Regions from separate parts of the Homo sapiens genome. Here region 2 is linked to region 1. Evidence: chromatin loops called from intact Hi-C (ENCODE). Cell type or tissue: OCI-LY7. All regions are shown on one strand. Each heading gives the region's core, and the rest is flanking DNA. Links, peaks and the distances in the headings are about the cores only.

Region 1 (16,083 bases), core at 5,224-13,223:
TAATTTAATGAGAAAAGCATATGCAAAGCACAAGGACATGTAAGTAGATGCCCAAGAAAGTTTAATGTCCTTTTTATCCCTGTGGCTCAATTTCTTCATCTGTAAAATGATGGATTTGTGCAGGTGATTTTTAGTCTCTGTTAGTGTGAAATATTCTGTCTCCATATATTTCCATAAAATGATCTTTGCGTTTTAATGGATTTCTTCTACATATGACAAAGCAAAACATGAAAAACAACAGGAATATATATATATATATATATATATATATATATATATATATATACATGGAATTTATAGACCCACTCTAGACTGAAATTGATTCTTTTGAGCATCAAAATTTCCAGAAGCATAGATCTCATTGTTTATCAGTAATGTAAACCTGGATCTAGTTACTGGAAATAACAATTGAGTAAGTTGGGAGAAAAAATGCTCACTAAATGACACTAAATGACAGTGTGAGAGAAAGAATTTCAGAAAAATATTAGCCTCTCTTGTTTTTCTATTTATATATTTTTTCAAAAATTCTTTGAAAACATTGTATTATGTTAATTAGATCCTGTATGCCTTTTTATTTAGGTTTTGCTTATTTTAGGATATGAGGCAGAAACTCACAATAATGTTTTCATCGATGGCCTGTGCCAATTTAGAAGAAAAATTTACCTTTTCAAAACACCTTTTAAAATGGGTATTAAATATATTCATTAGAGGATTTGGATTAAAGTGAAGCTGACCCAAATTTATTGCCTTTAATTTAAAGATATGGGGTGGGTGAAGATGGCCGAATAGGAACAGCTCCAGTCTACAGTTCCCAACATGAGTGACGCAGAAGATGGGTGATTTCTGCATTTCCAACTGAGCTTTGAAGAGAGGAGTGGTTCTCCCAGCACGGAGTTTGAGATCTGAGAACGGACAGACTGCCTCCTCGTGGGTCCCTGACCCATGAGTAGCCTAACTGGGAGACACCTCCCAGTAGGGGCCAACTGACAACTCATACAGCCAGGTGCCCCTCTGAGATGAAGCTTCCAGAGGAAGGATCAGGCAGCAACCTTTGCTGTTGTGCAATATTTGCTGTTCTGCAGCCAGATACCCAGGCAAACTGGGTCTGGAGTGGACCTTCAGCAAACTCCAACAGACCTGCAGCTGAGGGTCCTAACTGTTAGAAGGAAAACTAACAAACAGAAAGGAATTGCATCAACATCAACAAAAAGGACACCCACACCAAAACCTCATCTGTAGGTCACCATCATCAAATACGAAAGGTAGATAAAAACCACAAAGATGGGGAGAAACCAGAGCGGAAAAGCTGAAAATTCTAAAAATCAGAGCACCTCTTCTCCTCCAAAGGATCGCACCTCCTCACCAGCAACTGAGCACAGCTGGATAGAGAATGACTTTGATGAGTTGACAGAAGTGGGCTTCAGAAGATTGGTAATAACAAACTTCTCTGAGCTAAAATAGGATGTTGGAACTCATTACAAAGAAGCTAAAAACCTTGAAAAAAGATTAGATGAATGGCTAACTAGAATAAACAGCATAGAGAAGACCTTAAATGACCTGATGGAGCTGAAAACCATGTCACGAGAACTATGTGATGCATGCACAAGTGTCAGTAACTGATTGGATCAAGTGGAAGAAAGGCTATCAGTGATTGAAGATCAAATGAATGAAATGAAGTGAGAAGAGAAGTTTAGAGAAAAAAGAATAAAAAGAAATGAACAAAGCCTCCAAGAAATATGGGACCATGTGAAAAGACCAAATCCATGTTTGATTGGTGTACCTGAAAGTGACAGGAAGAATGGAACCAAGTTGGAAAACACTCTGCAGGATATTACCCGGGAGAACTTCCCCAACCTAGCAAGGCAGGTCAACATTCAAATTCAGGAAAAATAGAGAACGCCACAAAGATACTCCTCAAGAAGAGCAACCCCAAGACACATAATTGTCAGATTCACCAAGGTTGAAATGAAGGAAAAAATGTTAAAGGCAGCCAGAGAGAAAGGTCGAGTTACCCACAAAGGGAAGCCCATCAGACTAACAGCAGATCTCTCAGCAGAAACTCTACAAGCCAGAAGAGAGTAGGGGCCAATATTCAACATTCTTAAAGAAAAGAAATTTCAACCCAGAATTTCATATCCAGTCAAACTAAGCTTCATAAGTGAAGGAGAAATAAAATCCTTTATAGACAAGCAAATGCTGAGAGATTTTGTCACCACCAGGCCTGCCTTACAAGAGATCCTGAAGGAAGCACTAAACATGGAAAGGAACAACCGGTACCAGCCACTGCAAAAACATGCCAAAATGTAAAGACCATCGAGGCTAGGAAGAAACTGCATCAACTAACAAACAAAATAACTAGCTAACATCATAATGACAGGATCTAATTCACACATAACAATATTAACCTTAAATGTAAATGGGCTAAATAACCCAATTAAAAGACACAGACTGGCAAATTGGATAAAGGGTCAAGACCCATCAGTGTGCTGTATTCAGGAGATCCATCTCATGTGCAGAGACACACATAGGCTCAAAATAAAGGGATGGAGGAAGACCTACCAAGCAAATGGAAAACAAAAAAAAGCAAGGGTTGCAATCCTAGTCTCTGATAAAACAGGCTTTAAACCAAAAAGATCAAAAGAGACAAAGAAGGCCATTACATAATGGTAAAGGGATCAATTCAATAAGAAGAGCTAACTATCCTAAATATATATGCACCCAATACAGGAGCACCCAGATTCATAAAGCAAGTCCTTAGAGACCTACAAAGAGACTCAGCCTCCCACACAATAATAATGGTAGACTTTAACATCCCACTGTCAACATTAGACAGATCAACGAGACAGATAGTTAACAAGGATTTCCAGGACTTGACTCAGCTCTGCACCAAGTGGACCTAATAGACATCTACAGAACTCTTCACTCCAAATCAACAGAATATGCATTCTTCTCAGCACCACATTGCACTTATTCCAAAATTGTCCACATTGTTGGAAGTAAAGCACTCCTCACCAAATGTAAAAGAACAGAAATTGTAACAAACTGTGTCTCAGCCCATAGTGCAATCAAATTAGAACTCAGGATTAAGAAACTCACTCAAAACAGCTCAACTACCTGGAAACTGAACAACCTGCTCCTGAATGACTACTGGGTAAATAATGAATTGAAGGCAGAAATAAAGATGTTCTTTGAAACCAATGAAAACAAAGACACAACATATCAGAATCTCTGGGACACATTTAAAGCAGTTGGTAGAGGGAAATTTATAGCACTAAATGTACACAAGAGAAAGCAGGAAAGATCCAAAATTGACACCCTAACATCACAATTAAAAGAACTAGAGAAGCAAGAGCAAACACATTCAAAAGCTAGCAGAAGGCAGGAAATAATTAAGATCAGAGCAGAACTGAAGGAGATAGAGACACAAAATCCCTTCAAAAAATCAATGAATCCAGGAGCTGGTTTTTTGAAAAGATCAACAAAATTGATAGACCACTAGCAAGACTAATAAAGAAGAAAAGAGAGAAGAATCAAATAGATGCGATAAAAAATGATAAAGGGGATATCACCACTGATCCCACGGAAATACAAACTACCATCAGAGAACACTATAAACACCTCTAAGCAAATAAACTAGAAAATCTAGAAGAAATGGATACATTCCTGGACACATACGCCCTCCCAAGACTAAACCAGGAAGAAGTTGAATCCCTGAATAGACCAATAACAGGCTCTGAAATTGGGGCAATAATTAATAGCCTACCAACTAAAAAAAGTCCAGGACCAGATGGATTCGCAGCTGAATTCTACCAGAGGTACAAACAGGAGCTGATACCATTTCTTCCAATCAATAGGAAAAGAGGGAATCCTCCCTAACTCATTTTATGAGGCCAGCATCATCCTGACACCAAAGCCTGGCAGAGATACAACAAAAAAAGAGAATTTTAGACCAATATCCCTGATGAACATCGATGCAAAAATCCTCAATAAAATACTGGCATTATACATATATACACACACATATATATATACTGGCATTATACATATGTATACATATATATACACATATAGAATATATATACACATATAGAATATATATACACATATAGAATATATATACACATATAGAATATATGTGTGTATATGTACATATACACACATATAGAATATATGTGTGTATATGTACATATACACACATATAGAATATATGTGTGTATATGTACATATACACACATATAGGATATATGTGTATATGTACATATACACACATATAGAATATATATATTCTATATATGTATATATGTACATATATACTTAGAATCAAAGGTAATAATGTATATGAAAATTTTTGGCAAAATAGGCAGTGCTATATATATATTAAGGATTATTATTATTATTAGAATGATTATTTAGTGCCAAATATGTTTTAGGTTTGGTGTCAAATTACTTATATTCACAATCACCAAAGTTCACCATGAGTATTATTATCCCATTTTTATTACTGAGTATGCTCAGTTGAAAAAATGAAGTTAGTTGCTTAATAAAACAGAGCAAATGTCTGGTGTTCCCAGGACATAAATCCAAGTCTGCTGATTTCAAGGTTTATCTGTTTCCTGCTACTTTTTTTTTGCCTGTCATTATAAATCCCACACAGATAAATCTCTATTGATGCCAATTTATATTAAGAGATAAAATGTGAAGAAAGTAAAATCTATAAAAGGAGACCTGATATGTATGGTTTACCTCCATATTCCTAAGGCCTAGGCCATTGCTTGACAGTAGGCACTCCATAGTTGTTGAATGAATGTAATATTAAATAGAGTAAAGTCACACTGAAATCCATTATCCAGAAACTTTATTATTAAACGACTGAAATCTACCAGAAAACCAAAGATTGTGCTAAGTTGTAATAAATTTGAAATCTGGATATTGTACTTTATCCACCTATTGTAGCTTCCCAGAGGGACATTTGCAGGCAAATAGGTATGGCATATTAGATCCATGGCACCATTTAATTTCTTCAATTTAAAAATGCCAGTGTTGACTAATTTCGTGTATTCAGGTGGCAAAGTAATATTCCTCTCACTTCCTTTCCTATCTTGCTGCTTTCTCAGGCATGGTACAGATCAAAAGAAGAAAATGGTTTGCTTAGGTGTTTTCTTTCCCTATTGCTCCAGACACATAATGGCCAGTGAAATGGATCTGAAATTGGAAGGAGTGTAGAGGCCACCGGAAGTATACCTATTTATTAACCCCAGTTTGTGTTCATTATCATTGAAGCTAAAATGGAAAGCTCTTCTGGGAAGGTCAGAAAAACAAAGGAAGGAATCCCTTTCCTACCCACTCACAGAAAGCTGACAATTTAAGAGTCCAGATTTATAATTTGTCCTATATGTTGGTTTTTAGAACTTAAAACAACAACAACAAGGAAAATCCCACTGTTACTGCCAGCTGACATGGACTCTATCTGTGTTTTTCTGAACAACCAGTCTGTCAAATGTCAGTGACAATTGATACCTCCATCATAAACTTCCACTTCTTTATCTTAAAAGCAAGTAATTAAAAGCAGGCTGATGATTCCACCTCTAAATTCACTGGCCTGTCACAGGTGAAGTCAGCGTCGCCAGCCACCCTTCTCTTATGCCTCTCCACTCTACCCTGCTTCCTCACTTAGCCTCCTGGTCTAGCAGACATTCTGATTTTCCAGAGGAAGGAGTGTTATTATGTGCCTTTCAGAATCATTTGATTAATTTTTTGACATTAGTCTACCCTCTACAGTGTGAACAACGCATAGTATATCTGGAGAAGAATGTAGAAGAGAAATTAAATTGACAGAAGATTCTCATGAGGCTCTTTGGAGGTAAGCATTTTCTATTATTTGACAAAGTTCTCCATTGGTTTCAAAAGCCAAGAGAAGAGGAACTTAGAATTTAAAGAAAATAAATGTGAGTTTCAACTCATCCTCTGCCATTAATTCCAGTTTGATATTTGATTATGGCACTTACATTTTTTCAGGGCTCTTTTCACACCTAGTAAGTGGTTTCTAACTAATAGGCTAGTTGAGAAACTATAAATTAGTGGTTAAGAACAAAGGCTCTGGATTTATAATCTGGATTTGAATCTTCCTGGGTTTAAATCCTGGTTTCACCGATTATTAACTATGTGACTTTGGGTAAGTTGCTTAGAGTCTCTGTGCCTTTGTTTCCTCACCTGTAAATGAGTGACATTATAACAGTACTTATCATATATTTTTGTTATGAACATTAACAGGATACTGGTGAAGATCACAGACTCTGGAACCAGAGTGCCTGGATTTAATGTCTGTTTCTATTGCTTAATGACTGTGTGACCTTGGATAAATCACTCGACCTCTCTGTGCTTCACTTCCTGTATCTCTAAAATGGATATTGTCATCTGCTTTACTGGGTTGTTGTAAATAGTAAATGAATCAATAAACAGATGTAAGGTACTTAGACCACTGCTTGGCACATGGTAAGCATTCAATACATGTTAGTCATCATTATTCGAAGGACGAAGTTAAATACAGGATTCAAAGCTCATAGCATATTTATTAATTGTGTATTAAATATTGTGCTAGGAACATACAATAATGTTCAGGACAGACCGGGCTCTGCTCTGGTGGTGCAGATAGTCTAGTCTAACAGAATATATTAGTCACTCTATCAATTCGGCTTTCTCCTGCCCCACAGTTTCTGACTTGGTAGAAAAGCATGTCAAATATCCATGAACCTAATTGTACTGACAATAACTAGTGACACAATAATTGGGCAGGTAATGTAAAGGCAAAATCTTGTGCTTCCATTGATTTATAACACTTTGTTAAGTTTATAAACTCCTTCCTGCAAAAATCTGAATGTCTGTTGGCCCAGAGTTCAATAAAGAAAACACATTAAGCAGAGAGTCTTTAGAAGGTTCTGGTGCAAAGCTAACGACTCTAAAAAGATAGTTTGGAGCTAAGCCCTGTTTGTTTTAACATTCCAAGAGCTTCTGTACCATCCAGTAACAATAACGATCAGCAAATGAACAGAAAGAACCCCTGCATTTGAGGAGCTTTGTGTCTATCTTGTATGGAGACCAAAGCCCACCCGCATTGCCAATTACTGAGTGGTGTGTCAGCATCCATATCGCCATCTTCTGGGAGAGTGTTAGAGATGCAGACACTCAGGCTTTGCCCCAGACCTACTGAATCTTAACTTGTATTTTAACAAGATCCCAAGGCAATTCATATCACATGAAAGTTTGGGAAATGGATTATAAAATTACTGTGCAATTATTATACAATTGGTCATACATTAGAAACACCACACATTAGAATCACGGGGGAAACTTAAAAAATGATGAATGCCTGGGTTTCAACTAAAATAATTCTGACTTAACTGGATGCCTGAGCATCTGAAATTTAAACATTTTTCCAACATGATTTTGCTGTGCAGCCAGAATTCAGACCCCTGAACTAAATATTGACAAACCCCAGGCCTTTATATCAAAATACAACTATTTATTTCATGTGCTCTAAATGAAACAAATGTTAAGGTATACTGAATACAAATATTTTGTGGTTAAGAAAGTTCCCCCTAACCTTTGATTATTTCACATGCTGTTTTCAGAGTCCTGTGAACTATTTTTCCCTTTGTCATTTCAGGATTTAGAATGCTGACCTGCTTATTTTCATATGGAAGACAATAAGCTGATTCCCTGTAGATTGAGCTAACGGCCATCTGTTATGATGGGACAATGCTGATTCAAGAAGTGTCATTTGCCACTTTATCTGATGTCAGGAGGCAACACATGAAATCTGAGGACCTTTAATAACTCACAACACCTTGTGTGTAAGATCCCCGGGGAAAGGCAACCCCAAATTAGAAACATGTTTCACTGGAAGGGCACTCACTTACTGATACCTCAGGGACTCCACTTTGAGGGATGCCTTTATCATTCATACCTTTCCATGGCATGAATGGAAAACTGCTGCAATGCTGCTTCTGTCCTAATGCATTTCATGAGTCAGCATATGACAAAGGGAAGGGACACCCAGGTCAGCCCCATCATTGTATCTGAAACCAACACTTCGAATATAATTGGAATGATTACATACGATTCTAGATGTTGAGTGATTAGCACAGCAAGTGGTGCCCAGTTGGTTGCTATTATTACTGTTGTTGTTGACATTATGATTATGCTTATTTTGTGTTATTTATTAAATGAATATACTTATCCCGTAAGACTCCACGTGCTCCTAAAACTCCCCATGGGTGAAAATATTTGTCTCCCATAATGTATTCCTTTATAAGAAACAGAGATTCACGGACCATGTTTATAAGGTAATCTTTAATTGTTCTTAAATATGTATTAAATATTCATTTAAAATAAGAATAAGAATGCACAACAAATAAGACAAACCAAAATAATTTTATAAATCTTAATAACAATGACATCTTTCAAATTTCATACAACATGTCTTGCTTTATTTTTAGATTCTTTTTCCATCACAGTTTAATTTAGATGCTTTGTTGCCATTATGCAAATTATGAGTTTCTTTATCTTCCTATATTTTCTTACTCCTAAAGTTCTTGGTTAAGACTTCAGGCTCTTTTACAAAATATGCATTACTATTTTCTAAAAGATAACAAAGTGAACTTTATTAAGATTAAGTTTGTGGGTGACCAGTAAATACTAACCTTACCATAATTAAAAAAAAAAATTGTACACAGTAAATAAACCACATAGTGGTAGCTCCCCCTAGTGGAAATTCTGAAGTAAAGGCGGTTTTAACAAAATAGTTCCAAATTGGCAGGCTTGATTCAAGTATATTTAGAGATCACCTATGCCAAATATCCACAAACTTAAAGGAAGAAAGATGAGTATTCAAAATATGCATCTTTTTCTTTTCTTTTGAGACGGAGTCTCGCTCTGTCGCCCAGGCTGGGGTGCAGTGGGGCGATCTCGGCTCACTGCAGGCTCCGCCTCCCAGGTTCACGTCATCTTCTGCCTCAGCCTCCGGAGTAGCTGGGACTACAGGCGCCCGCCAGCACGCCCGGCTAATTTTTTTTGTATTTTTTTTTTAGTAGAGACGGGGTTTCACCGTGTTAGCCAGGATGGTCTGGATCTCCTGACCTCTTGATCCGCCAGCCTCGGCCTCCCAAATTGCTGGGATTACAGGAGTGAGCCACCGCGCCCAGCCCAAAATATGCATTTCTTAAAGCAATAAATCCAAGAAACTATTGATTTAGATTCTTCCACTTCTGAATTGAGAGACCCGCGGGAAGTTAAAAGCTCTCTCATTCTCTGATTTCATATACATATAATGAGTACAAAAACACTCACCTCACAGAGTTGCTGTAAGGATTAAACAAAATCTATTCCCCACTTCCAGTTGATCTCCACATCGATAAAAGTGTGCAGCATGCAGGAATCAAATTAGAATCCTCTTTCTCCCTTACTTTGCTTCCCGTTCAACCCATTAGGAATTCGTGTTTTATTCTATGCCACTCCACTCCATATCGGCACTTAATCATCTGGCCCAAACCACCATCACCTCTTGCCTGTATTATTAGGATAGGTCCAAGCTGCCCTCTGCTTCCTTCTCTTGTTTTCATTAGCTTCATGGTGCATGCAGTAGACTGAATGAAAGCTGTGTCATGTCAGCCTCGGGTCCAACCCTTCAATTGCTTCCCACTGCACTTAGAGCACTTCTGGCCCTGTCCTCCAAGGCCTGCAGTTATCTGGGAGCTGCCTGTGCTTCCCTCCTCCCGCCATACCACCCACCTACACACCCGCCCCAGCACAGTTCCCCCACATGGGTCAAATACTGCAAGTCTCAGGACTCCTAACTGCTTTTCTCATTTTTCATGTGTCTTGTTCTGGTGCATCTTGCAGGTATCAGCTTAAATAACCTTTACAGTTTTCTCTATCTAAATTTGGTCTCCCACCTCTCAGTTTTCCTTTTCATAGCATCCCATTGGTTCCCATCAGGGCATTCGTTACAATTTGCAGTTATATGTTTGGTGGCTTATTATCTGTCTCCTCCATTAGAATTTAAGGCATCAAGTCTGTCTTGTTAACCATTAGATTTCTAGTACCCTGGAAAGTTGGTGTTTTAAAGTCTCTATTGAATAGATAAATAGATTGATTCATTTTTATAAAATTACTGGGCACACATTTGCCTGAGTAGGTACTTACTAAGTGAGAAATCTCACTAAGTGATAATCCTTTTCTCTTTCCAGCAAAGTATGTGCTCTATTAGTTCTCAGTTCTGGTCGTGATTATGAACTACTTTTCATGTTGTACTGATTGTTGAATGTTTTACATAATTAACCAATAGTGTGGTTTGTCTTCTCAGGCTTGGAGAGCAGATTTGCAGTGAAGCAAATAAACCCAAAGCCCAGAGTTACTCGTTTCCCCTGGACCTTCTAAGAACAGAAAAAATGCTCGCTATATATATATATATATATATATATATATATATATATATATATATTTATTTATTTGTTTATTTTGGTAAGATATGGTTATGCTAACAGATTGGTGAATGTGACATTCATTCAAAGAGGATTAGAGAGTAGCTCCTACACGAAAAAATGTGACATGCAATGACATCATATACCTTGTATAAGAAAGGAAATTGAAAGAAGACTTTCCATATTTGACAGTAATCTGAAAAATGTATATGGCAATACTAATAAGTTATGAAGCAAAACAAAAATTTAAAAATTATAATGTAAAATAGTTCATCAACCATTTTAGATGAAGCAATGATTTGTTTTTCAATTTTTTTCTGTAGAAAATATTATTAAAATGCATTCAAATAAAGACTCAAGGAATATGTAGTCTAAATGTAAGAAAAATAATTATAGAATTGTGATAGGCAGTTACTAAAGACACATACCTCATGTTATCTTTCTGGATTTTGTGAATGATGTTTGTGGGTTTTATGGCCATTGACAAATATATAATTTCTTTTATTTCGTCATTCACTTTCTAATTTTCTATTTATACTTTTGTATTCTTTTTATTCAAAAATTTCCCCAAATTTAAGACTACTGAGGCTTCATGAAACCTGAATCTTCCCTGATGCTTGGTAAGATGATACAGACTAAGTATTGTTTTCAACTGGATACACTGGAGATATAGTCTTGTTTTTGTTTTCTTTTTAGTCATGTAGATGAGCTTTTTAAAAATGACACAAAATGGCCTACACAATTCCAACAGTAGTGGATTCAAATTCAATTTCTTAATTAAAAAAATCTTATCTTTTACAGGAAGGAGTAAATACACATAGCAATATTTTCCAAAGCCGAGAAGAAGTGGAATAAAAGAAAATATTGGAAAAACAGCAATCTAAAAGTTAAATTAATATGCAGAATGCAGGCTATGACTTCATCTAATTTTATTAGAAGTTCATAAAAGTTTATGTCTGAGTTTCCTAACAACCAACAATAAGAGATAAATTCAGACACATGAATCAGATAATCTATTACAAAAAAAAAAACAAAAAAAATGAAAACCTGTTTGTTTATGCAAAGCCCAGTTCAGATTTATTTCTGGACTTTAGATATATGCTTTTCTTTGGTAGCTGATGCGGAAAACACTCCATGATATGAACAGCATCATCAACTACATTTTCAACTAAAAACAATGAGTTTCAGAAATTTTTGTCTAACACCCTCCGAAGCAGGCTAATGGTATAAGTAAAATTTAGGAAAAACAAGCTCTATTGACAACCCAAATAATGTAACCCCAAACACTGCTTCATAGGTCCCTGCTGCTAGTATTCCAAGAATAAACAGTGTGTCGGTGCAAAGTAATGGTTTTCATGTTTTTGCTTTGGCCTGGGAGGATCTTAATTATGACTAATCCACATGGTTGTATAGACGAACTGCATGTCTTCATATGCACATGTGCTGGGTTGGGGCAAAAATATTCCAAAAGAGATGAGGAGCTTCTTGAAGACATTTGCCTGAATGTCTTCAAACTTAACTTGCCATAGTTGCAGAAGGACAATGGGCAAAGATATGTCTCTTCAAGCAGTACTTTCAGGAACTTATCAGCATATAACCAAGGTCTTAGGCTTTAGAATTTTATATTAATCTTTAAATAAACATAAATATTTCATGCTTTCCTGACAAAATATTTTTATTTAATTGCACCTGTACCTGTTAGAGTGTACAAATAAGAATAAAAATGTTTTGCTGACTCCTACTTCCACAAATAGAAATTCCTAGGGTGGGGTCAAAATTTATTTTGCATAATTAACTCAGATGAGAAGAGTCTTTTTGTTAATTTTAGTTTAAGTGTGAAGAAGAACCTCTCCCTCAAGTCATCTGAGGTGGAGTTTGGACAGGTTCTTAGCTAATAAAAATTTAGGAGTAGGGTCCCTCTAGGCCTATCTCATTATTTTAGTCATAATTTTTCTATGCTCATGAGGAGTTCAGAGTGGTTTGGAAATGCTCTTTCAAACGTGAATATGATTAGGAAATGGTTATTTCCTCTTCATTCATTCAGTCATTCATTTCTGGAACAGAAATTGTGTGCCAACTATAGGATTATATATATTAATACTACACATTCTGAAGCCAATATGACTGTCATTTATGATCTGTATGATCTTGGACAAATTACTTAGCCTTTCTATATCTTTATTTCTTCATCTGCAAAGTAAAGATATTAATGTTAATTATTTCACAGGGTTATAACAAGAATTAAGTGAGACACTATATGAAAAGCACTTTTAATGGTGTTTGGTATCTAGTACAGTATTGGCACATCTGTGTGCCAATGCAGGGGATAAAACAATGATAGAGACAGATATTATTCATGTTCTTACTGATTTTGGCAGCCCTGAGAATGAGCCTGTCAGATCTCTGGCTCCCAGGAGCATGTATGTCCAGCTTCCCAATTGCTGTGCTATAAAATCTATTACTGCTTTTGTGCAGAGGCCTTATGGCTTCTCCCTGTCAAGAACCAAGTATAGCAGGAATACTAAGGTGGCACCATTCCTGGGAGACAGGGAACTCTTTAACAGGTGACTGATTTTAGAACAAATTCATGCTTATTGGGCGTGATGGTAAATATTGTCAACTTGATTGGATTGAAGGATGCAACGTATTTTCCTGGGTGTGTCTGTGAGGGTGTTGCCAAAGGAGATTAACATTTGAGTCAGTGGACTGGGAAAGGCAGAGCCCTCACCCGCCAATCTGGGTGGGAACCATCAAATCAGCTGCCAGTGTGGCCAGAATAAAAGCAGGCAGAAGAACGTGAGAAGACTAGACTTGTTTAGTGTTCCTGCCTACATGTTTCCCCTGTGCTAGATGCTTCCTGCCCTTGAATATCGGACTCCAAGTTCTTCAGCTTTGGGACTCGGACTGGCTTCCTCGCTCTTCAGCTTGTAGATGGCCTACTGTGGGATCTCACCTTGTGATCATGTGAGTCAATATGCCTTAAAAAACTCCCCTTTACATATACATCTATCCTATTAGTTCTGTCCTGCTAGAGAACCTTAATACACTAGGATTTAGGAATGGTGAAGGCTAGCGGGGTAGATGTGATAATAAAAAGAGGTGACACAAGACAACTCTTTGTAGTGATGTAATAATCCTTTATCTTGAATTAAGTAGTAGTTGCACAACTCTGCACATGTGGTAAAATGACATGAACTATACACACATATTGTACCGATGCCATTGTCCTGGTTTTGAAATTTTACTATGGTTGTGAAAGAGTTAACAATTGGAGAAGATCATCATCAAAAATGGTAGCATAAGAACCCCTGAAAACTCTTTTTCATTAAAGCAGTGAGAAAACTCACAAGCATCATCAGTGTCATTTCTTTTCGAGAAATCTGGAAATGAACCAAAGATTTACACTAATCCAGGGAGAGTTATTGAAGAAAAATGGCTTAATTCATTAATAAGAGCAAGTATTGGGTATTTTGACTTATTCTACTCCCATCCTATTCTGTTTAGGTCTGTAGTAATCTTAAAATAAAACAGCCTACAATCACAGTGGAAATAAGGAGTCTTGAAGTTGCCGGATGGACACAGAATGAGATTGGGGCCCCTTTAAAGCCTCACTCCCAGTTGTCACTATTTATCCAGTTTTCTGGTTCCCTGGGAGACCCCACTTGCAAGTCCCTGAAGACCCTACTTGCAAGGCTATCTTGATTTGACTTGAAACAGAGCTCACAGAAATGTGCAAAAAGACAAGTGATGTTAAATATCTGTCCATGTGCTTCTTGACTATTTGTACTCTTCTTTGCAGAAATATCTATTCAAATCCTTTGCCCATTTTAATAGGGTTGTTTGTCTTTTTGTTGTTGAATTGTAGGAATTCTTTATTCTGCATATGAAATCTTTTTCATATACATGATTTGCAAAGTTCTTTACAATTATGTATCCATAGGACAAACTTTCACTTCATGGACTTGAAAACAACAATAGCAAAGCAATTCAAAGAGGCAGAAATCTGTTAAGGAATCTATTTTTGTGCACTATTTGTGTTGGAATATTATTTCTAATATTATAAAATAATAAATCTAACTTAGGTAAAATTGTGAAGCATGTTCAATTTCTCTGTTTCCAGACCTGATCTTTGAAAACTTGAAGGGAACTAGTTGAGATAGGGACCCATAAGAAAAAAGCTTCACAGACTCTAGGGAAGATACATTCATTTTCTCTCTCCTGGATTATTGGAGTGGTCACCAGATATTCTTTCTTGCTTCTAGTCTCCTCACATTCAATCTATCTTGCATACAAAATTGCCTCTTTTCAGGACACTGGAACTTCCCTGACCTCTCCATTGAAGGCTATGTAGGGTGATCTGTAAGTACTGGAGCATAAAGGTAGAAAGGTAAAGATGTCTACATAGCAACTTCTATTATAAAAGAATCGTAGTATACAAATCCCAATATACAACACACATACCCACACACACATGCACACACACAGACATTAAGTCTAGTTTAGTTTCCCTCAGAAGAAGACTGAGACAAAATTTCAAATACAAATAATGTGCTTAAGATGTGCAGAGAACACCAATAGAGAGGTGGGAAGGTGATAGAGGAAAGACAAATAATAGAGTATATTAACCTGAAACTTAGGAAATCTAGTACTGTTTGTATTTGAAGTTTTATCCACTGTAGAATTTTGAAACACCAGTGCAAAATGTAATGTGTCAAAATTAGTACATCTGAGGTTCAAATTGGTCATGATTTGTGCCATCTCTAGAGAGCCATCTATTGGTGGCTCCCAGCTTGAGCCTACGTGAGTGACAATAAACAGTAAACAGTAAAGTCTGAGGGATACATGTGACTCTGCACTCCATAAAAAATTTAAAAAACCCAGTCTTAATTGGATCACATTCCAAAATATTCTGTAATGAGTCATTACTTTGTATTCTCAACACCACTAAAACCCTAATTTGTCTGCCTGTCTGATCCATTATCCTAATACTGGTTTAATAGGGTAGCAAGTAGCAGTCCCATTCCTCACAATTTTCAAGATTAATAGGTGGGTGGAAAAGTGTGAGCCTCTTTCCAAGGAAAATGAGCAAGGGTCTTCATGTTGTTCATCCTAGAGTTAATTGCCAATGCCAGAAGAATATGATGCTCTGATTAGCCAGATCTAAACGGTGTGTCAGTAATGACAGCAGAATTGAGTGAAATAAATAGCACCGGAAGCACACGGGCACACACAGAAGCAGAGAAAGAGAATCTGGGGGTCGTTACTAGACTGATAGGATCAATAGTCAATACTAAAATGATGGAGAGTGGATGCTGGGCTGTGAAAATAGCAGACACCACCAAAATGTCTTACAAGGAAAACCATATATTGAATTAAGCTCAGTGTTTGTCCACCAATTCATGCTTGGAAATGCAATACATCTTCTTTATATATTAAACCCATCTTTTATTCATAAAGATATCTTTACTGGGTATTTTTTTGATCACAGGCAAACTAACACACTTTAAGAAGATTGTCCAAAACTCACAGTCCAGAGATGATGTAGTATGAAGTTCAAGGTACAAGTAGGAAAAAGAAATAATCTGGAAAGTTTTACAGAAAGATG
Region 2 (16,083 bases), core at 4,605-12,604, 370 kb before region 1:
ACAATATACATATACATGTTTGTGTATGTGTGTATATATATATGTGTGTGTGTGTGTGTGTGTATGGCTCAAGGATTGCTTGTCATAGTGTGAGCCCTGCTTAAATATTACCTCCTGTTATTATAAATGCATCCTGTTTTTCCTATGAAGAAGAGTAGATATTTCAATTTCTCAGAAAGGAAAAAACATGATACTAATAGAGTTAGCATAACCTGTGGAAAATAATACATTCCTAATGGATTCTTAGTAGATAATAGTCTATGAAGAATTCAAGGTACTTTAACTGGGCTTATTATATGTGTCCCAAGAGACTGTACTGCAAAGTAGATCATAATAAGGAAGGTCATATTTTTCCATATAAAAGCAAATAATCAGAAGTTTCTTTCTTGATAAAATGTTTGATATTCACAGAAATATCCAGGAATGTGCCTCAAGGGTATAGGAATAAAATTCAAAACATTTGCTATAATTAAATTAGTAGGGATATGCTTCAAGTCCCTGAGCAAAAAATAATTCAGTATAGCTTTTTTTTTGGACGGAGTTTCACTCTTGTTGCCCAGGCTACAGTGCAATGGTGTGATCTCAGCTCACCACAACCTCCGCCTCCTGGGTTCAAGTGATTATCCTGCCTCAACCTCCTGAGTAGCTGGGATTACAGGCATGCGCCACTGCACCCGGCTATTTTGTATTTTTAGTAGAGACGGGGTTTCTCCATGTTGCTCTTTGCTCTTGAACTCCTGACCTCAGGTGATCCACCTGCCTGGGCCTCCCAAAGTTCTGGGATTACAGGCGTGAGCCACCACACCTGGCCAAGTTAGTATAATTTTAATAACACTGACTATTAGAACTTAATGCAGAAGTATTTTATAATTAAAAAGTTTATTCAACTCATTCTAAATGGTGCTCTAAGGGGAAAATATTTAATACAATAAAAGATAGTCTCTTCAATAAATGGTGGAGGGAAAATTGGATATCTATGTGCACGAGAATGAAACTAGACCCCTATCTCTTACCAAATGGATTAAAGACAAGTGTAAGTCCTGAAACTATGAAACCACTAGAAGAAAAACACTGGGGAAATGCTTTAGGACATAGACCTGGGCAGAGATTTTTTTGGGGTAAGAACTCAAAAGCATGGGCAATAAAATCAAAAATAGACAAATGGGATCATATCGAGCTAAAAAGTTCCTGCATGGCAAATAAAAAACATCTACAGAGTGAATAGACAACTGATAGAATGGGGAAAATATTTCCAAACTATCCACCTGACAAAGGATTAATACATTTGATGAAATATCATACGGAAGACAGAAAAAATGTTCTAAACGTGGATCAATCTCATGGCTAGCTCTCTATATATCTAAAAACAGTAAAATGGGGAAGGCACAAAATAAGTTTCATGAAACAATACCATTGAAGTAATTTTGAAAAAGAACACTCAAATTAATACTATGTATTTTTTTTGTAAACAAACACATGTGCAAGTAAATATGTGGAAGAATTTATACGGATGAAAAGGGAGTGGATGTTTTTGGAATGGGTGGGTAATGGAATTAGCAGTGGTGAAAGAAGAAGAAAAAAATAGTGAGGAAATTACATGGATCAATGATGACAGTTTGCTTTGAATCCATGCACTCTATTAACTTTGTTCATTTGAGCTCCAAAATAAGATGGGGGGAGAAGTGTAAATAAAAACACAACAGAAGTTTTTTTAATCACCGGGTTGGAAATATGCCTTAACTCTTATATTAGACACTCTCACTTCATCAGGAGACATGTATATAGGTGCAAAGTCGTTAAATAACAGAATTTCAGTCCTCGATGATACCCTTAGGGGTAAGCATTTCATTTTAAAGATGAAGGATACTTCACTAAAAAATTTGAAGTACTTTTTGGAGATCAGTTGAGAGGTGTATTACCTTTAAAAATATTTGTTCCAAAAGTCTTAGTCATAGCTACCTTTTCTCTGAATTAATTGGTGTGGCCATATAAAACAGATTCATTTAAAGTCTTTTTATTGACCTTAGTGGTACCTCAGAGAGTAGATACTCAATATATCCCAGTGCTAAATTATTCACTGTATTGAAATAATTGTATGCTAAACAAGGCAATAATACAATAGCTTCTGCCAAATTTCTTCACAGGATTACAATCAGATATTATTGTATGGATCTGATAATCAAAGTCTCTGAATTTTTAAATAAAATGTTCTCAAGCACAATTTATTGAACCATCCAGTGTTGCTTACACAAATATATAAGTGATCAACTGTAATTGGAATTGATTGTTCAGAAAATCAGTTTTTTCCATCCCAATGAATCGATATGGATTCTTTTATTGGATGATGAAAATCATCCTTTCCTTTTTAAACTTGGTTACTAAAAGGCTCAAAAGTAGGAGGCTCAAAAGTTTTCAGCTCAACTGTGCAGTAGCTTTTTTATTAACGCTGATTTCCTGGTATTTAAATTAATGTACACTCTTACATTATTCAGCTCTTGCTTTTCTGTACTTGTAATAATGCTTTCATTGTATTAAAGCCTTTTACGGGACCTACTTAAGTGTTTTTATGGAAGTCTGAGGAACTGATTTCAAAGAGGCAACTGATAAATCATTTAGAAAAGCATTTATCTATAGTAATTTTCATCTCAGCTTGTGACTAACCTCAAACACAATAATGAAGGCCAATCTAGCAGCAAGGATATGCCAGTATTGTAAAGTAAACTCATAGGGTTTGGAACTCCAGGGCGGGCCTCTGTAGTCTCTGTACCTGAAATCCACAAAAACAAAGAGAATGACAAATAGAGATCAAAGAGTGGAGGCCCAAATTTTCTTGATTTGCCAAAATGCCAAAATAACAGTTTAAATGTCCTCATTAACATGCAGGGGGGAGTACTTGGAATGGTGAAAGCAAGCAGGAAAGATAACTATTATAAGTACCTGCAATAACCAGATTTTCCCATACCAAGCTCACTCAGGTCAAAGAAGGATAGGCTATTGTTGACATATCCCTTCAAGCAACTGGGAGAAAAGAAAAATATCATGTGATTCAAAGATTCATACGTTTCTAGCCTAATTATTTTATTACAAATGCCAGGATTTTACAAATGTATTATTCTTTCCATTCTAATGATAAACTTTTAGCAACCAAGCTCTTTTATTCCATTCCCTAACTCTCATAATTGTACCTTAATGAGACAGATTCCTGCCCTGCCGTTTTCTCCCAATAATTCCTATCTTGCCTTTTCATCTGGTTTATGTTTATTAAGTAGTTACTACACACTAGATATTTTGCTAATTACTTTCTATGCATTAAAACTCTATAAAATATGTTTTATAAATATGCATGCACATAATATTATTCAATTATAATTAAGTAGTTAATAAACATTGCTTATTTTTTACTTAACTTATTAAACATATATATTTATTCAAGACCTATGATTTGCTGGAAAAATTATCGATGCTTGATACTTAACAGTGAACAAAACAGGCAAAAACCCCTATCCCTGTGTAGCTTACATTCTAGCAGGGTGGGAGAGGGGAGAGAGATGCACACAATAAACATAATTAATAAGTAGATTGTATAGAATGTTAAAATGCAGTAAGTGCTATGAAAATAAAAATGAAGTAATTCTTCCAGATGGGATATTGTTAAGTCAGCATTCCTACGGTAACAAAAATCAAGTTTTTAAAGACATTGAAGATGTATGGAAACAAGAACTACATGAATGTTCCAGAGAGAGAAAAGTCCTTCCTAGGGAAATTGGCAATCACCTATTCTTTCCCTTTCCTGGAGGCATTCATTTGTCAAATCTGGGTGAATACTAAGAATTAGGCTCAGCAAGTCAGAGTGTCTCTACCAAGGGCAATAGAAACCAATGAATTTTACCAATTGCATGGGGCTGATGTGACAGATGGGAAGGTACAGAAGCCCCAAATGCCTGGATGTTTTCTCATGAGATATTTGCTAAGTTCTTGGGCAGCCTGGAAAGCTGGGGGTGGGAGTGATTTGATTTTCAAAAGGCAGAATGAAATCTTCTAGAGTGTCACAGCACTTAAGAGAAAAAGGCCTTCTACAAATCCTCCTGCAAGAAGGAGGGGGCCTGCCACTAACACACAGCCTCTCAAACTTTTGAGGCAGTGGGGGCAGAAAGATAAGTTTAAATTTTCTATAGACCACAAATGAATCTCATGACCAAGTGGAGCTAATTCTCGCAATACAAGGTTTTTTCTATCATATAAAATCGCTCAGTGGAACTCACTACATTAACAGAACAAAAAGAAAATCATATGATCATATTAATAAATAAACAAATGTTTTATAAAATTCAACTGGAGACATAATAAACTCTATTCAACAAACCAAAAATCTGGTAGGATCTTAATGTGATGAAGAATATCTACATAAATACATATAGCTAATATCATATTTAACAGTGAAATGCTTCATATGTTGAACACTTTCTCCTGAAGCCAGGGAGAAGACAAACGTTTCCCTTGTAACTATTTCTATTCAACATTGCCTACACAAGTAGAAGAAAAAGACATAACTGGAATTAACATAAAGAAACAATATATAAATATGACTTTATTCACATATGGTATAGTTATATACATAGGAAATATAAAATAATCTAAAAACCATTTGAATTAATGAGTGAATTTATCAAGGTCACTAGATAGATACAAGGTCAATATAGAAAAATATTTCTATATACTAGCAGCAAACAAAAGAAAATAAAATTTAAATAAATACTATTTATAGTGACATTACAAATACCAAATATCTGGGCATAAATCTAAAAATGCCATATAGGACCTCTACACTGGGATCTAAAAACAAACAACCAAACCACATGTCTCAGAGAATTCAACGAACGCTTAAATAAATGGAGTCAGCATGTTTCAAGATTGGTTGTTAAAATGTCAATTCTCTCAAATTTTTAAAAAATGGTAACTGATAAATTGAATCTAAAGTTTATATGTAAATGTAAAGAATCTATATTAGCAACGTCGATGTTGAAGAAGAAAATGTACAGAAGATTACAGCACATAATATTGACTTACTGTAAAGTTACAGTAATTAAGACACTGTGATCTTCATACAAGGAAAGGCAATAGACCAATGAAGAGGAGATAGTTCAAAAACTGATCCACAAATACACATTCACCTGATTTATGACACAAATGGCACTGCAATCCTTGGTGAAATAATTGTCTTTTCAAGAAATGGTGCTGGAGAAATTGGATGTTCTTAAAGAAAGTAATGTAAAGTTTTGACCACCTCACAACATAATAGATTAGGCTAAGGGAAATTGGAATTAGGGGTTTAAAATTTCACGTAGAGTCCTTAGGGTAGACTTTTTTAGGAAGATAACACGAGGAAAGATTAGGAGTTGAAAGAGGCAGCCGTGAGGGTATCTGGGGATGGACAGTTTCAAGCAGAAAAAGCAGAGACCTTGGCACGTACTGGGGACTGTGAGAGGGCGGTGGTGGTGGAAACAAAGGGAGGGAGGGAAATAGTGCCGGAAAACGAGCTCAGAGAAGAAGCTCCCTTTGTATGAATTTAAGGAGGATTTTGGCTCTTAGAGTGAAATAAGAAGACACTACTGAGTTTTGAGCACATGAATTACATGAATGAACTTAAGTTTTAAGTAAGATTATTCAAGGATCCAGGTGAGAGATGATAGTGTCTTGAGCTAGGTGGTGGCAGTGGAAGTGGTATGAAAAGGGGATGTTTAGAAAGCAGGGTCAACATGTTTTCCAGTGGGTTGTGTGGGGCGTGGAAAAAAAAAGTATTCAAGGCTGATTGCCAAGGATCATGGCCTGAGCCACTATAAATATGAAATTGCTGTTAATTGATATGGGCAAGACTGAAGGTTAAGCAGGATTGGATGAAATTCGGACTTTAAATTTGGGCATGGCAAGTTTTAGATGTTTATTAGACAGGTAAGAGGAGATGCCAAGCAGACAGTGGAATATTCAAGGCTAGAATTCAGGTATGAGCGTAGATCGATCCATGAAACTGAATTAGATGGTCAAGGAAATAAATAGAAATACAGAAGATAATAAGTCCATAGATTGAGCCCTTGGGGAACTCCAAAACTAAAGCTGAGAGATGAGGAGAACTAGCAGACATGACTTGGCAGGTGTGGCTGGTGGGGTAGCAGGAAAACAGAAATTATGTGTCTTTCTGAAAGTCAAGTGAATAAAGTACATTAAGAAGGGAATGCTCAATTATCAAATGCTGCTGAGAAGCCAAATGATGTGAGAACTGGAGTTGACCAGTGGGTTTGACAATGTGAAAGTCATCATGACATCTCAACGGAGCCATGGGGCATACACATTATCGAAGAGAGTTTAAAAGGGAAGAAGAGAAGGGGAATTGGAGAACATAGGAACAGAAAACTCTTTGGATGTAGTTTCTGTTATAAATGGGAGCAAAGACATAAAGATGTAACTGGAAGGCAGCCAGGACAAGGGAGGACTTTATCTATTGACTAGAACAATAAAAGCATGTTTCAATGTTAATGTGAAAATGTAAATAGAGGCAAAATACATAATGTATGAGAAAAAGGGGTGAATTACTAGAATGATGGTTTCAGATAGGGAAAGAAGAAGAGATCCAGGGCACAAGTGGAGGAATTTTGCCTTCAGTATGGGAGCACAGATGGTTCTATTTCTAGGAACTTGGAGGAGGCAGGCTACATGGGACACATACTGTAGGTAGGAAGATGTGATAATAGACGTCTGTGGAAGATCTTTTCTAATTGATTCAATTTTTCTTAAGTAGGAAGCAAGATCAGGTCAGAGTGAGAATAAAAAAGGAGGTTCAGAAGGCTTGAGGAGCAAGGAGAAGCTATGACAAACTTCTCTAAAAAAGTAGACGGGCAAATGGACTAGAAAAATAAAATACGTTTGTCAGGTCCACACAAAGTATGTGATACAAATTTAAAGTGAAACTAGTCAGTGTGGTTGTTCATTTTCCTTCATTTGCATGCAGCTGCATGAGTGCAGTGCAGAGTAGACAAAGAGTCTGGAGAACCAACGATGTGATTCTGCAATTCCGTAACAAAGTGAATGGGGGAAAGGACCTGCGTATCCAAGGAAGTGGTTACGGTGATTGGGCAACTGGTTTGTAAGATGGTTAAGGATGGAAAAGAGGACATCAAAGGAAAGGGGAGGGGCAAGAATGAGTTATTATGACCAATGCTTTAGAGATCCAGGTGAGTTCAAAGAATTGTTAAAATTAATTTTTACAACAACCTTAAAACATATATATTTTATCTCCATCATAATGACTAAAGAATTGAAGTTTAAAGGGACTAAGTAACTTCCTGTAGGCCTATAATTCCAAAAACGTTTGCCCTCAGAACCCCTTTGCATTTAGAAAAATTATTGAGGATCTGAAGAAGCTTTTTTCTTTTTTTCACAGAGGTGTATCTATTGATATTTTAAGATATTTGAAATTAAAGCTGAGAAATTTAGAAAACGTCTATTACTTCATTTAAAAACAAAAATAATTTATATTAAGGTAAATTAATATAAATGACCCGTTTCTTAAAGAAAAATACCTATATTTTCCAAAAGAAAAACATAGTGAGAATGACATTACTTTAAATGTTTGCAAATCCCTTTAATGCCTGTTTTAACAGAAGACGGCTAGGTTCTCATATCTGGTTCTATATAAAATCTGTTGCAATATGTTGTTTTGGTTGAAGAATAAGTAGAAAATCTGGTCTCATGTATTGACTATTTTAATAGTATTTGAAACAATTGTGGATATTTTTCATTGACATTCCGTCAAAGCTCTACATGTGATACTTTCTAAGGTTTAGTTGCAATGCGGAATTTTAAACCATATCAATGACGTTTTCATTCTGTTACATTAAAATCCCTAAGTCTAACTTGCATTTTAAATTCATCTTTTATTCATTCATGATTTTATAACATCAAATATGGGTTATTTGGAAAATTAGTTCCTGGAACCATGCAGCTCTTCCAAATATTGACATATTTTTTACTATAGATCATGAAAAAACTCACAATTGTTAATATCACCATTTATTTTTATCAGAAAAAAAATTGGGAAGCTTTTAGGCTCAAAGTGGTAAACAAAAGTTATCCAAAATTCTTAACTTTCACTTCAGTGCTTGAACTTTTTCAATGGCAATAAATATAGCAATTATTTTCTTTAAAATGACAAGCTAGTAGTGAGCATTCTGTAAAAGACTGCTAAGTATCCAAGTCTGAATAATCATAGTTTGTCTGGCAATCATTATTTCATGTTGGAAAAAAGTTTGCTCAGTTTGTAACTCCAACGATCACATGAGTATTTTTTTTCTTTGAGACGACCATTACGCTTTGGCATTCAGCAGAAAGTGGTTTATGCACACTTCCTATTTTGTCACATAGAATATTTAAAAGGCATCTATTCAATAGTGGAGATTTTATTAAATCAATAATTATTGCTGCTTCACTGAGGACACACTGAACTTCTTACTGAAATTTTTTATGTTGGCCAAATTATGGTGAGGAATACAATCACTAGCAATACTGTTTGGTGCCACTGCCTTTAGTTATGCAAAACTACCAGAAACTTTATTCACCAATATTTTTGGATCACTAGGGAAAATGTCAATATATGAAAAGGGCAAATGATATCTTAATTTCAGTATAAAAATCGCATCGACTTCATGGACCCCTGAAGGAGATCTGCAGACCACATGTTAAGAAGGACTGCCCTCGGAACCTAGATTCAAACACGCATCTATCTGATTCTAAACCTTGAATTCTTAATTACAGAGCTATGCTGGCTTCACTCCATTCGTTGTCCATACTAGAACAAATAATTTATCATTTCACCTACTCTTTTGCCAATATCCTCCCCTCCCACTGTCATCTTCTTCCGCCACCTTGCTCCGAAAATTTCCAATCTGAATGAATCTATGCCAATTTAGCTGCTAAGCATACATGGAAAATAAACAGGGTGCTCCTCTGAATGTGTGGTGTCACTGTAACATAAGCCCTCCACATCTTTGCTTGAAATTAGTCTATATTCCTAACCGATGAATATGGAGATGTCGGGCGCTATCTACACGAAAGGCAGGCGCTATCTACATAAACGCAGAGTGCTAGATACCCAGTCAATCTCATTTTCACCTGCCACTAGGTGGCAGTGAAGACACTGGCAAATAATGCTATGGAAGAGGGCTCCCTAACAAGCCTGTATATTTTAAATCCTTAACATCTGCTTCTAGATTATTTTGAACTAAGAAAAAACAGGGTTTTTAAAACTACTAATACGAAATCCCTCTTACACTTAAATTGTGCTTTAGAGTTCATAAGATCTTATTTCAGACACCACTTCTTAATCATAAGGGCTATGAATATATATTTTTTTTTTGAGACGAAATTTTGCCCTGTCGTCCAGGCTGGAGTGCAATGGCGCGGTCTTGGCTCACTGCAACCTCCGCCTCTCGGGTTCAAACGATTCTCCTACCTCAGCCACCCGAGTAGCTGGGATTACAGGCGCCCGCCACCACGCCCAGCTAATTTTTGTATTTTTAGTAGTGAGGGGGTTTCACCATGTTGGCCAGCCTGGTCTGGAATTCCTGACCTTGCGATCTGCCCACCTAGGCCTCCCAAAGTGCTGGGATTACAGGCGTGAGCCACCGCGCCCGGCCGAACATTTCTTATTATGAACCAACTAGGTCCAGATTAATGACATGCCTTTTACTAAAAAGCAGAATACAGGATAAGCATGTCTAAGTTTAAAACTACAGAAGTTTAATATTTACTCATTCTATATTGTTAAGGGCAGAAATAATTAAGAACAGATTATCAAAAAAGTCAGATTCTACTGTTATATACCTTTAAAATGTGTACATGAATAGAATACATCTGAAAAGATGGGTTCAAAATATTAGTAATATGTATTTCTGGAATGGAATTATAGTCTCGTTTTGTTTTTGCTAGGGTTTTTATGGCCTTTTATTCTTCTGTATTTTCAATTATCTCTAAAATAAAGTAGACAATTTATTATAAAATTTTAAAAAAAGGCAAAGTTACAACTCGAACCTAAAATGTCCGGCTTCAAGTTAAAATCCTTTGACAAGACCCCACGATATGCAATACATAAAGGAAATATCCATCCCTTTATCACCTATCTGAAACAACTGAGACATTTATATCCAGAAAGGTATTTCATTGATCTGAGAAAACGTCAGTTCCTCAGCAGAGTTAACAGTGCATTTCCTCCTATTCCAGGGCTCATCCTGTTGTGGCACATGCCCTGCATCCGGATCAGCTGCACACCCAAAGCTACTCCTGAAGGAAGCAGGAGAAGCAGCTTCTCCTGTCGCTTCTTCCACACCTAAGGCTGATCTCCAGCTACAGCTCTGTTTCATGTGCCTCCAACTCCTCTCCGTTCCTCAAATCCAATGCCCTCTTACATTTTTCCCCCAATACCTTATTTAAGTAAGGAAAGAGCTGAGAAAACCTGTATCACCTAAAGCAGTGGTTCTAAACTGGGTCATTTTGTCCCCCAGAGGACATCTGGCAATGCCCAGAGATAATTATGGTTGCCACAACTTGGGGAATAGTGAGGTTACTATTGGTATCTACCGGGTGGTGACCAAGGGTGCTGCTAAACATCCTGCAATGTACAAGACAGCCCTCTGCCCTCCATGAAAAGACAGAATTACCTGATCTAAAACGTCAATAGTGCAGAGGCTGAGAAACTATGTTGCAAAGAGTGGACTTAAATTTTAAAAGAAAATACATGGGAGACAGGATTTTTTGCGTCCTTAAAACCCCTAGTTGTAAATTCCTTTTGAAAATCTCCAGTCACAGAGCTGACAGTTCCTTCAAGTTCTGCTTCTTCCCACAAACTAGCACTGCTCCATTCAGCAGTTTGATTAGCCAGTATAGGTTGCAATTTCCCCATCTATACGGTAAGAAGATTGCATTCTTCTTACCATCTAGATGGTAAGAAGTTATTCTAAGATAACTTCTATTTACAGAATGTAACTTCTAAATATATTTTTAATATTTTGATACTTGTGATGCATTTCCAAGTAAAAACAGTAGACGGACTCTAAGATTATTTGCTATAATAACACTGTTGTCCTTTTTACCTTGCTTGATTTCACCTAATAAACACATTATAAATGCAATGCTTAGAAACACCACCCTTAATGGTCACAGAACAAAACTTCCCAGTAAGATCCTATTTTAATTACAAATGTAAAACATATCAGGAAAATGTTTAAATTTAAACCTTACTTTTCACTTGGTTCTACATGATTTGCACAGGGGCCATATTTGTATTCATAAACAAAACGTGGGATGTAATCAGAAGTAATAGCAATTACAAATGCATTGGTGATCACAGCCAATATACCGATTCCTTCGAGAATTCCAAGCCAGATACCTGGTAAGAGAAAGATTAATCATGGTGAACAAAAATGAAGAATATGAAAACCCTGTAATTAATCTTATTTTGGAAATAATGTTTTACTTATGTTGGAACCACAGCTCTGTCCACTATGTGCTTTCTTATTATACTATCTCAATACAGACATTATAGCTATCGAATACACTTTTTCCACAAAGAGAAGATATATCTCGTCTAGAAAGATTCAAAAATTGAAATGCCATTAGGACTAGGTTCATGTCTGCAACAATGAGACATGGCACAGGTGCACAGGTGCACAAGATATTTCAAAGTCTAATTTACAGAACTTGCTGAGGCAATAAAAATAGTACATAAGAATCTTCAAGTTCTTCATGGTTATGCACACTGTGAAATATCTGCATTCACTCTGGGGTTTGTCTTTATCTTTGTCAAATGTCTTTTTAAAGTAAAAATACAAAAAAAGCAAAACTAGTCTGGTGGTAAGAACTGAAAAGTTCTAGTAGACATTTTTTACTTCCTAGGAGGTCAATCTGGCATCATGAAAATACATACACACAAAAAACTTTTGAAGATGTATAGTATATAGAACTAGTATACTATTCATTATAGTCAAAACTAATGTTTTCAGTGGGATTAAACTTAGTTTTAAAAATATGTATGAGAAAAAAATATCCTGGAAAAAATGCTCTACAGCACTAAAGGTGATTATGTAGCATGCCAACTTTCTTTCCTCCCACACTTGGCATTTCAAAATTTTTATGAAGTACTACATTGATTTGTAATTAAAAATAATAATTTAAAAACATGTTAAAGTTTACTTGATGAGGAGATCATAAGACAAGAAACCGATAAAAATCATATTTGAGTACATTAAAATTAAACATTTATTTGTACAAAAGTCACAATATTTAGGCAAAAGAAAATATTTTGGGAGAAACTATTTGGTTTACAAAAACCGACAAAGGGTTAACATGCCTAGTATACAAAAAGATCCTAAGATGTTAATAAGATAAACCTAGAGAAAAATAGACAATAAAATGAGCAATTTGCTTTCTGAATTAAAGTAACTGATAAAAAGAAGTTTAAATCACTAGTATTCAGAGAAATGGCACTCAAAAATAAGATTTAAAAAAATCCAATAGATTGACAAAGATTTGAAAGTCTTACAAAATCTAATGCTATTTAGGGATTGTGGAAACAGAAACTCCTTTACAGTGTGACTGGAAGTGTGACTTGTTACAACATTTTTGGTAATTAATCTGATACATCTTAAATTAAAATATGCAAACATTTTAATCCTACTTATTGGGATCTATACTACAGATACACTATGCAAACACATATATATGATATGTACTACATATGTAATAACTATGTACATATTTATATTTATAGCTATGACTGTATGTTTATTCCTGCTTATAGTGGGAAATAAGTAAATGGTTATAAAATTTATGGTGTATCAGTATTATGAATATTACTATTCTATTAAAATAAATTAGATGAATATGTTTTGAGCTGGAGAATGTTCATGAAGAAAAAACAATGCAGAATTCTACATATGTGTACAAATATATTTTTTGTATATTTCTATGAGCAAGAAAAACAATGGCAAAGGATAAATGCCAAATTGATAGCACTGATTCCCTGAGGTAGAAGAGAAATATAAAGGTGAAAGATTACTAACTGTTTTCTTTATACACTTTCGTGTTGTCTGGCTTGAGCAAAGTAAAATCCAGTAGTTTAGAAAACACTTACCTATCTATGGGAAGGTATAGTAAATGCTCACTAAAGCTGAAATGGAAGTTTTTTAAAATTTATTTTCTAGATTTTCTTTAATGTGCTTATATTATTTTTATTTAATTTTAGGTTCTGGGGTATATGTGCAGGATGTGCAGTTTTGTTATAGAGGTAAACGTGTGCCATGGTGATTTGCTGCATCTATCAACCCATTATCTAAGTATTAAACCCAGCATGCATTAGCTATTTTTCCTGATGCTCTCCCTCCCTCTGCCCCCCAAAAAGGCCCCAGTGTGTGTTGTTCCCCTTCTGTGTCTATATTGTTTAAATAATGAAATCAATAACATCACCAAATTTAAAGGACAGCAATAATTTTAGTTGCTTAAAATATGGGAACTCAAATTGCATTGTATTCAGTCTTTACAGATAAGTATATTTTAAATAAACTTTGATGACAGTATAATATATAAATGGGTAAAATTAATTAAAAGGATAACCTTGCAGTATTAGCCAGAAAATCTCCCCTCCCAAAAAAAGACATGTGGAGCTGCTTTCCAATATAGTTGGAGTTTTTATTTAAAAACTATAGTTTATTAAAGCAGTATATGTAATAAGTAGCTCAATGGGAAAAGTGGATTATATAAATATAATTAAATTTATAGAGAATGTAGTATAAAATAATAGAAACAAAATAAGTTCAAAAATTGAATTATTTAATAAATGGTTTTGGAAAAATTGATTAAGCATTGGGGAAAAAAATCCTGGACCTCAATTTTATCAACAACATATTCCAGATAAATCAACAATTTAAATGAACAACAATTAAATGCATCAACAATTTAAATGAAATAATAAAATGACAGCAAACAACAAGCAAATACACAAAACAGAACAGACATATCTAAATAATGAAACAACAATAAATACAACAGGTGAAAAATCATTAGTTCTAAAGTACCTTTTTAAGAATGTCAAAAATAATAACTATGAGAGATATATGTCAATTGGATTATATATAAAATTTAAAACCTTATCCAAAATAAAGTGAATAAATTGAAAACCAGCATCTCTGTTTATATATATATGTACACACACATATATTTATACACACAGTTATAGTATGTATATATGGTATGTGTGTGTGTGTGTGTGTGTGTGTGTGTGTGTGATTAGTATTCCCAATAAATATAGGGCCAGATTACCAAATCAGATTCAATGGCCACCAAATGACCAAAGAACATAAACACAATTAGCAAAGAAGGAATACAAATATACTTAATCTCACGGTTAGAAAAATGCTAGTAAATAGAACAACAAATTTTTTCCTCTTCAGATTCTCAAGGATAGAACAACAATCCAAAAATCCTTTTTATATTTGGAGTTGTTGCAGAAATAGAGAAATGTACTTATGATGACAGTGTAAATTGGCACAACATTTCTGGAGAACATGCTGCCAAATTACATATCAAAAATTTAGATGTGCATACTCTTTGAACAGGTGCTCCAGTCTAGAAATGTATCCTGAGGAAATAATCTGGCAAACTATATGTGAATATGATCACTTCAGTATTGTTTATAATAGCAAAGTACTGAAGCAATCTAAACATCTCTGGCTAAAGTAGTATTTTTAAAAAATGTCATATACATATCATAGAAATTTGTGCAGGAATCATACAGAATGAGGCAGAGCTGTGTCTATTAACATGGAAAGGTATATATGAAATCCGTTTTAGTTATGACCAAGTTTATGAAATAGCATATTGGATGTAAACTTAATCTCAACTAAATTAATGTTCCTTTTATTATTTTCATAACTAAAAATGTTAAGTTTTGTTACGGTTGGAAGGGTGTCCTCACAATAGAAAACCACATGGTGCTAAGTAGGACCAGCTTATGTTGTCTTAGTGCCTTTATGCTGCTATAATAAAATACCTGAGACTGGGTAATTTATAGCGAACAGAAGTTCCTTGCTGTTTTGGAGGCTAGGAAGTCCTAGATAAATGCACCAGCAGGTTCAATATCTGGAGATGGCCTTGCTTCCAGCTTCCAAAATGGCACCTTGCTGCTGTATCCTCTGGAGGGGACAAACGCTGTGTCCTCACATAGCAGAAGGTAGGAAAGCGAAAAGGGGATGAATGCTGTGTCCTCACACCACGGGGAAGTGGAAGAGAATGAAGTCACTCCCTCAAGCTATTTTTTGTAAGAGTCCTAATCCCATTCATGAGGGATCATGGCTTAATCACTTCTTTTTTTTTTTGAGAGGGAGTTTCACTCTGGTTGCCCAGGCTGCAACCTCTGCCTCCCGTGTTCAAACGATTCTCCTGTCTCAGCCTCCCGAGTAGCTGGGATTACAGGCACCCACCACCATGCCCGGCTAATTTTGTATTTTTAGTAGAGACAGGGTTTCTCCATGTTGGTCAGGCTGGTCTCGAATTCCTGACCTCAGGTGAACTGCCCACCTCAGCCTCCCAAAATGCTGGGATTACAGGAGTGAGCCACCACGCCCGGCCAGCTTAATCACTTCTTAAAGGCCTCTTAATACTATGACACTGGCAATTAAGTTTCAACATATGAATCTGGGGGCACACTCAAACCATAGCAACCTATTGGTGTTAGCAACGTAAAAATCATTTAACTTCCGAATCTTACCTATGTCAGTTGCTCGGGCTGGCAAAGGCCTCCGCCATTGAGTGACAAATTTGTATGCATCCAGCCTGATTTCAATGATATTGTTTAACAAAGCCAAAAGAGGGGCTAGAGGAAAAGCCGCAACAAAGATGGTGGTAAAACCAAATTGCAAAACTGCAAAAGAAGAGCATTAGGAAATTACTATATAAACTTCCTTTGTGACAAATTTGGTGCTTTATATAAATTGCTTTTAATGCTTTCAACATCCTTACAAAGTAGATAGCTTTATCTCATTT

The links. A loop is a pair of places that touch in the nucleus more often than their neighbours do. Peaks named below come from ENCODE experiments on the same cell type or tissue, not always from the same donor. Only the 100,000 strongest peaks of a DNase experiment are listed, where the experiment ranks them.
Region 2: it touches region 1 in a loop (5-fold over the local background); 40 of 110 quality-filtered maps call a loop at or near these places.

Annotation. Positions count from the first base shown.
Region 1 is chr11:26,277,737-26,293,819 of GRCh38, reverse strand. ANO3-AS1 (ANO3 antisense RNA 1) reads left to right here and starts at 5,813. Exons shown (of 3, transcript NR_132968.1): 1 at 5,813-5,860; 2 at 6,271-6,492; 3 at 7,664-8,235. It also overlaps a transcript of ANO3 not described here. RefSeq lists an enhancer at 8,999-9,058. In OCI-LY7, for the core only: CTCF peaks have their summits at 6,954, 7,156 (motif pointing left), 8,552 and 8,763 (motif pointing left); DNase peaks (open chromatin) are centred at 7,149, 8,769 and 8,999; H3K4me3 peaks cover 995 bases.
Region 2 is chr11:26,643,060-26,659,142 of GRCh38, reverse strand. ANO3 (anoctamin 3) reads right to left here. Exons shown (of 27, transcript NM_031418.4): 23 at 15,809-15,961; 24 at 11,287-11,434; 25 at 2,938-3,018; 26 at 2,662-2,767. Among named protein-coding and RNA genes, the nearest start is that of SLC5A12, 71 kb to the left of the region's middle. In OCI-LY7, for the core only: CTCF peaks have their summits at 8,955 and 9,160 (motif pointing right); a DNase peak (open chromatin) is centred at 9,172.